Linked DNA regions of Mus musculus: region 1 is linked to region 2. A link is a loop called in an ENCODE intact Hi-C map of the cell type or tissue named here. Cell type or tissue: gastrocnemius. All regions are shown on one strand. Links, peaks and the distances in the headings refer to the core of each region. The heading gives the core; the rest is flanking DNA.

Region 1 (2,818 bases), core at 250-2,749, 650 kb after region 2:
CAAGATGGCCCTGTGGGCTGGCACAGTTGCTCCTGAAAGGCGAGAGAGGTAAACAAATCAAGAACTGTAATACTGTAGAGTTCCAAGCGTGTTCAAACTGGAGGGCCACTGTCCATGACAGGCCAGGCTGCTGCGTAGAAGCCTCACAGGGGATATAACTGGCATTGCTCCAGAGGCTTCTTAAACAGCATAGAAACAGAGTTTTAAACTTGTCTTAGAGCCCAACAATCTGCAAACCAGACAAACAGTTGTTAGTTTAGATTTCCTTAAGACCAAAGAATTGGAATGACAGATTTTGCCTTGTGTTTTTAGAACAGCATCTATCCATCATGATTGACTTGAAATACTGCTACCTCTGACCATGTTCCACCCAGGAAAACATCTCAACCATTACCTTGTGGTCAACCTCACACAGAACTGTCTTGGAAAGGATTTCCTACACCAGGAAAGGAAAACTGCAAAGCAAAGGAAATAGCCCACCTCACAGAAGGAATGGCCAAGAGGCTGTCCCGAGCCAAGCCAAGGAGCACAGTCTTGACCTTGGGGACATTGCAGAGCTGATGAGCATGGCCATGCCATCTTCCCACTGCTGCAACACAAGCAGAGCCTTTTCTGTGAAATGAGAAGCCCCTGAGCTGGACACTGACTCTCTAGGGAAACTGCTGAGTTTTCCAGATATGGTTTCACTTCACAAAGACAGCACCAGATGGGATGACATGGAACTCATGAGGTTCCTGTTGTTGTAATGTCTACCATGAATCCACATAACAGCCTTCAGTTCCACAGATCATCACGGAACATCCACCATCATTGTGTCAGAAATGGTGAGAAACCAAATCTTTTAAGTCCAGACTCCATTTTAGAGAACTTGAACTCAGGTAAACTAACAGGCCAGTACCTAGCATTCACTTCCAAGTTATACTTCCCCCCACCCCCTGCAACAAAACCCGAGCCTAGCTCCAAAGTCTAGGCTAACCACAACAAATCCAGCATTTCCAAGTTAATTGCCAACAAGTCCACACCCAGCCTCATGATCACCAATGCTGAGGGAAGCAGAAATTATGGTTTGACTCCCAGCATCAGCCAATTATGCTAAAGGCCATAATAGCTCTCCAATATTAGCTTGCCGGGCTAGAAACACTTACCTCCCCCCCCCCGCCACACACACACACCTGTTACTTTCTATAAAGCCTTACCCTGATAGATATTTGGGGCTCCTCTCCATCAAAACCCTGTGTGTCAGTGCTGGGCTGAGGGACCCGAGCTAGCTCGAATAAAGACTGTTTTGATTTGCATCATATTGGCTCCCGTCTATTTTGGGGGGTTCACTAATACTTCCCTGGCACTACAAATGGCAGATACCAAGATGAGGAAGGCAGAGTGGGGACTCAAGTTATGGAGGATCCCAGGACCAATGGGAACCACAAAGCTGCCCCTTCCAGAAAACCGCAATGAGCCAAACCACAATATTCTGCCCAATAATTTACTCATGTATCGTCTGATTTCATAACATTTATCGTACGTATATATTCTCTTTTAAAATATTCACAATTTATTGATTCTTCAACCTCTCTAAATCCAAGCAAAATAAAAGAGGCCCATCTAAACTCAGAGATATTTTCCCAAGCCAATATTTCCTCAGGATCATTAATCAGCTCACCCTGCCAGCTGAACCCACAGGTTGTCACTATGATTTGCATAGCCAACAGGGAGGAGACAGCTTAAGAGCATCCTGCTCCCACCAGCAAACACCATCTGTCCACTGCATCTTCCTTTCGTCACCCCAAACCTCCCAGCTTGTGTGTAGCAGTATCATTTACCAGAAGGGCCAGCTTCCATAATTAAAGCATGCTGGGTATATCTGTAGAGACCAATTAACAAGGAATTCAAATTGGCAACGCAATTTGACTTACAATTTTAGGTTTTAAACTATTTCAAGATAAATAGAACATCATTTGAAAACTAGGAGCATAGCTTAAACAAACTGGATGGTCTACCATTTGAATTAAGCAGATGAATTAAGACTGACTAAAAATATCAAGTGGACATTAGACAGGGTGGATTTCATAAGCAGGGCTTGAAATTTTAACAGAGCTTTCTGTTGATAATGCCACAAGATAATGTTGAAAATGTAACATCAGCTTGAGTGCCTTTGAGTATAGTGTGTGTGTGTGTGTGCACGCGCGCACACGCGTGCATCAGTGTATGCACACATGTGTGTGCCAGAGGTTGACATCAGGATTCAACTTCTTTCCTATTTATTTATTATTATTTTGAAACGAGCTCTCCCACTGAACCTGGAACTCTGTTTTGGCTAGACTGCCTAAACAGCAAGCCTCTAGAATCTAGCTGTCTTTACTCTTAAGCACTGGGATTACAAGCATGGTGTAGATGTGGTGTGTAAAGATATGCCTGGTTGATTTTAGATCCATTTAAAGATTAGAATTTACTTTTGAAAACTATTATACTTTCAGCAAAGGGAAAAAGAAATTCTATTTCACAACCCTTTAACTATTTTGGTGTTTTAAAACTTACGTTATAAAAATGTATATAATACCTAACTATGGTTACCTGTTTTTTGTTGTTTTTCAGTGTGTGATATGTGTGTGCACCTGTGGAGGCCAGCAGACTGCTTCAGATCCCCCAAGAGAAGGTTATAGGTAGTCATCACAGGTTCTGGGGATCAAATCAACGTCCTCTTGAGGAACAGCTATTGACACTGAGTCATCTCTCCAGCCCACAGTTACCTGTTTTAAGCAGTATATTTATGCAAACACTAACAGACTATAATTCAGTGTTTATATAATAGCTGGCAACT
Region 2 (2,818 bases), core at 313-2,812:
CTTTTCCTGAGATTTATGTAAGCAGCAGCAGTTGAACAACTTCTATTTTGTAAATTTCAGGCTTGAAAAAATAGGGATGAACAAGACACTCTAAGTAAAATCTGTCCATCCTTTTCCCTTTTAAAAAAAGTTACCTCAAGTTCTTCTAACAAGTGATTCTGAGTAGATGAAGCTAAGACAAAAGAATAACAAGATGGAGAAGGAGAAGGAGAAGGAGAAGGAGGAGGTATAGGAAGAAGTGGTGGTGGTGGTGGTAATGCTGGAAGAAGAGAGAATAAGAGAGGGACAGAGGGAGGAAGGAAAAGAGCTTTCCCCATGGCTTTGGCAACTTAAGAAAGAAGAGGTCAAGCAACAGTTTTATTGGTTTCTAAGACATCTGAAGTATGTTCTTAGTTCTCCATTCTCTGATCCTGCCCTGAGGACTTCTAAAGTCACAGACAGTGGACAGAAGAAGAGTGTCCCTGCATCCAGGCTGCCCTTTGCCCAATACAGCAGGTCAGCTTTAATCTTAGCAGTGTCTTTCATCTAAAAGGGCATATGCCAAGCAAGATGTTAATGTGACACTCTGCACAAGCACACATTATGAGCCCCAAGTGCAGATGTGGCTACATGCATTTCAGAGCAGCCAGCTAGCATCTACAGAAATTCAGACACCTTGATGCCCAGTTGCTGTGTGGCTTTGTGGCATCTTCTACCAGTGTGTCTATGAATATAATTTAATATTATTTAATAGTTTTCTAATAATTTACTCTTGCTCTATCATATTAGAGAATTCTCTAAAGTCACTCTGTAGCAAAACCATAAATTACATAAAATACAGCTTTACATAATATTAACCAGTATTATATATAGATATATAGAGATTATAGTTGCCTTTACCATCATCCTTTCCGTGGTTGAAAACCAAAAAAAGGATATACTGGTGTTAAGTAAGGGTTGCACTGGATGAAGTAGCTTGTCAGGGTGACTGTGTTTGCTCTCTTCACAGAACAAATTCTTAAACGCTCCAAAGTAAGTTTTATTTTTGCTTCAGCCTAGTTTTAGTTGTAGGGTTTGTTAAGCATCAGGTTTAAATTTTCCAGCTTTCCAAATGCCAGGCAAGAATTGGGGCATATCGCTGAGCTATGGCCTGATTCTTATGTTTACTTAGTCATTGACAGGGTCTCACTGTTTTTCTCAGGCTGGCCTTGAACTTGAGGTCCTCACACCTTTACATCCCAGATAGCTGGAATTAAAAGCCTTCACTACTAGATTTGACTTGAAAAATATTCTTTAGTCAAATAAAATCATTTTGAATTAAAATTTGACATTGTTCAAAGCATGCTTGATGGGGAAAAATAACTGGAAACACTCGTCATGGCAGATCAGGTGTGTCCTTCCAAGGAGTTCCACTGGAGGGCAGTGTGTGCTTCAGAACAGGCGAGTGCTTCTGGGTTTGGAGCCGCATTGGTATGAAAATCTACACACCTTGGCAAGTTTTTAATCACAGGGGGGCACAGGAATACTGTATTCCCAGTCCTCCTTCTGACTGCATTGAGGATTAAAACAACTAAAGTGACTATTCAACTGAAGCCTGTCTTTTTTACAGACCCAAGCATGAAGACTATAATAGTTACTTGAAATTCATAAGACCAACTTAAGTCTTCATAGCAAAGCATGTGTACTGGAGAAAAGAGGAAGCAAGGAAAGAAAAGAACAGAGTGGTGGTAGAAAACTACCGCGAGCATTATTACTGCAGTCAGTGAGGCATGCTGAGTGGTGCTGGTGTTTTCAGAGTGGGCTAGAGCATGCTAGACAAGGAGTGGGTTTCCCCTGTAGGATTCTGAGTGGATTTAGACAGGTGGTTTTGGTCCAGAAGCTCTTGAGCAGGGGCACAGAGCAGAGCAATTACAGAAACCCTGTCCAGCGAGGCAGTTGTTGAGGTGGTCAAGGCCAGAGAATGCTCAGCTCTAACAGTGTATGGAGAATAAGAATGGAATCAGTCTGAGAGACAGAAAAGATGGACATGTCCTAGGATTTAATAATCAGTTTTCTGAAGTGGAGGAGGGAGAAATTCTAACATTTTATAACAGGGGAAAAAAAAGTGACAAATAGAAATTGAAGAAAATGGAGGAAGGTGCGTTTTGAGAAATGGAGCCAAACATCTGGAGAATATCCAGAGAAAAAGTACCTAGGAGGTGATGGAATTGTTGAGCCTGAAGATCAGGGGAGGGACGGTAAGGTACTAAAGACAGTGTCATTGGCACAAAGTTAGTAATTAAAATGTTGAGTGTGGATAAGCTCATCCAAGAAGATTGCCAGTACTGGGAGGAAAGAAACAGACAGCTGGACCACCCAGCACAAGTGGTGGGAAGCAGAGGAGGCCACAGTGAAAAAAGACAGAAACAAACAAGACAAACCAAGAGCAGAATTCTCTGTGGAGCAGTGAAACTCAACCAACAGAGGCAAATGCCCCAGAAATGAGCTGCAACACAAAGTCCACAACAGCTAGTGTGCAGGTACCTAACAAGAGAAGCAGATTGCAGAGGCTGCCAACAGTGAATATAGTCTTGCTCCATATAGGTTAGTCCTTTATGAAGCTTATATGAAAAATAAAAAAGAAGACATAGGGTCCAGAGAATAAGGGGAGTAGGTCAGAAGTAGATTTCTTGTTACTGAATTCAAGTGAATCCACTAAAAGTAATCCCTAGCAGAGGGATGCTGATGTTTCAAGAGGGAGGTTGAACTGTAGAGCCTGGTCTTGGCAGGAAAAGCTGAGGTTAGCTTAGCACAAAATAATGGAGACATGAAATCTTCTAAAACTAAAGGCAGACGATGA

Evidence for each region. Peaks named below come from ENCODE experiments on the same cell type or tissue, not always from the same donor. Only the 100,000 strongest peaks of a DNase experiment are listed, where the experiment ranks them.
Region 1: it touches region 2 in a loop (26-fold over the local background); 33 of 42 quality-filtered maps call a loop at or near these places.

Annotation. Positions count from the first base shown.
Region 1 is chr13:75,878,939-75,881,756 of GRCm38, forward strand. It overlaps Rhobtb3 (Rho-related BTB domain containing 3), which reads right to left. Exons shown (of 12, transcript NM_028493.2): 9 at 1-32. Among named protein-coding and RNA genes, the nearest start is that of Gm24163, 25 kb to the right of the region's middle. In gastrocnemius, for the core only: no CTCF peak of the experiment used is centred there; a DNase peak (open chromatin) is centred at 1,726; H3K27ac peaks cover 1,408 bases.
Region 2 is chr13:75,226,399-75,229,216 of GRCm38, forward strand. No RefSeq gene overlaps it. Among named protein-coding and RNA genes, the nearest start is that of Pcsk1, 140 kb to the left of the region's middle. In gastrocnemius, for the core only: a CTCF peak has its summit at 1,390 (motif pointing right); a DNase peak (open chromatin) is centred at 1,398.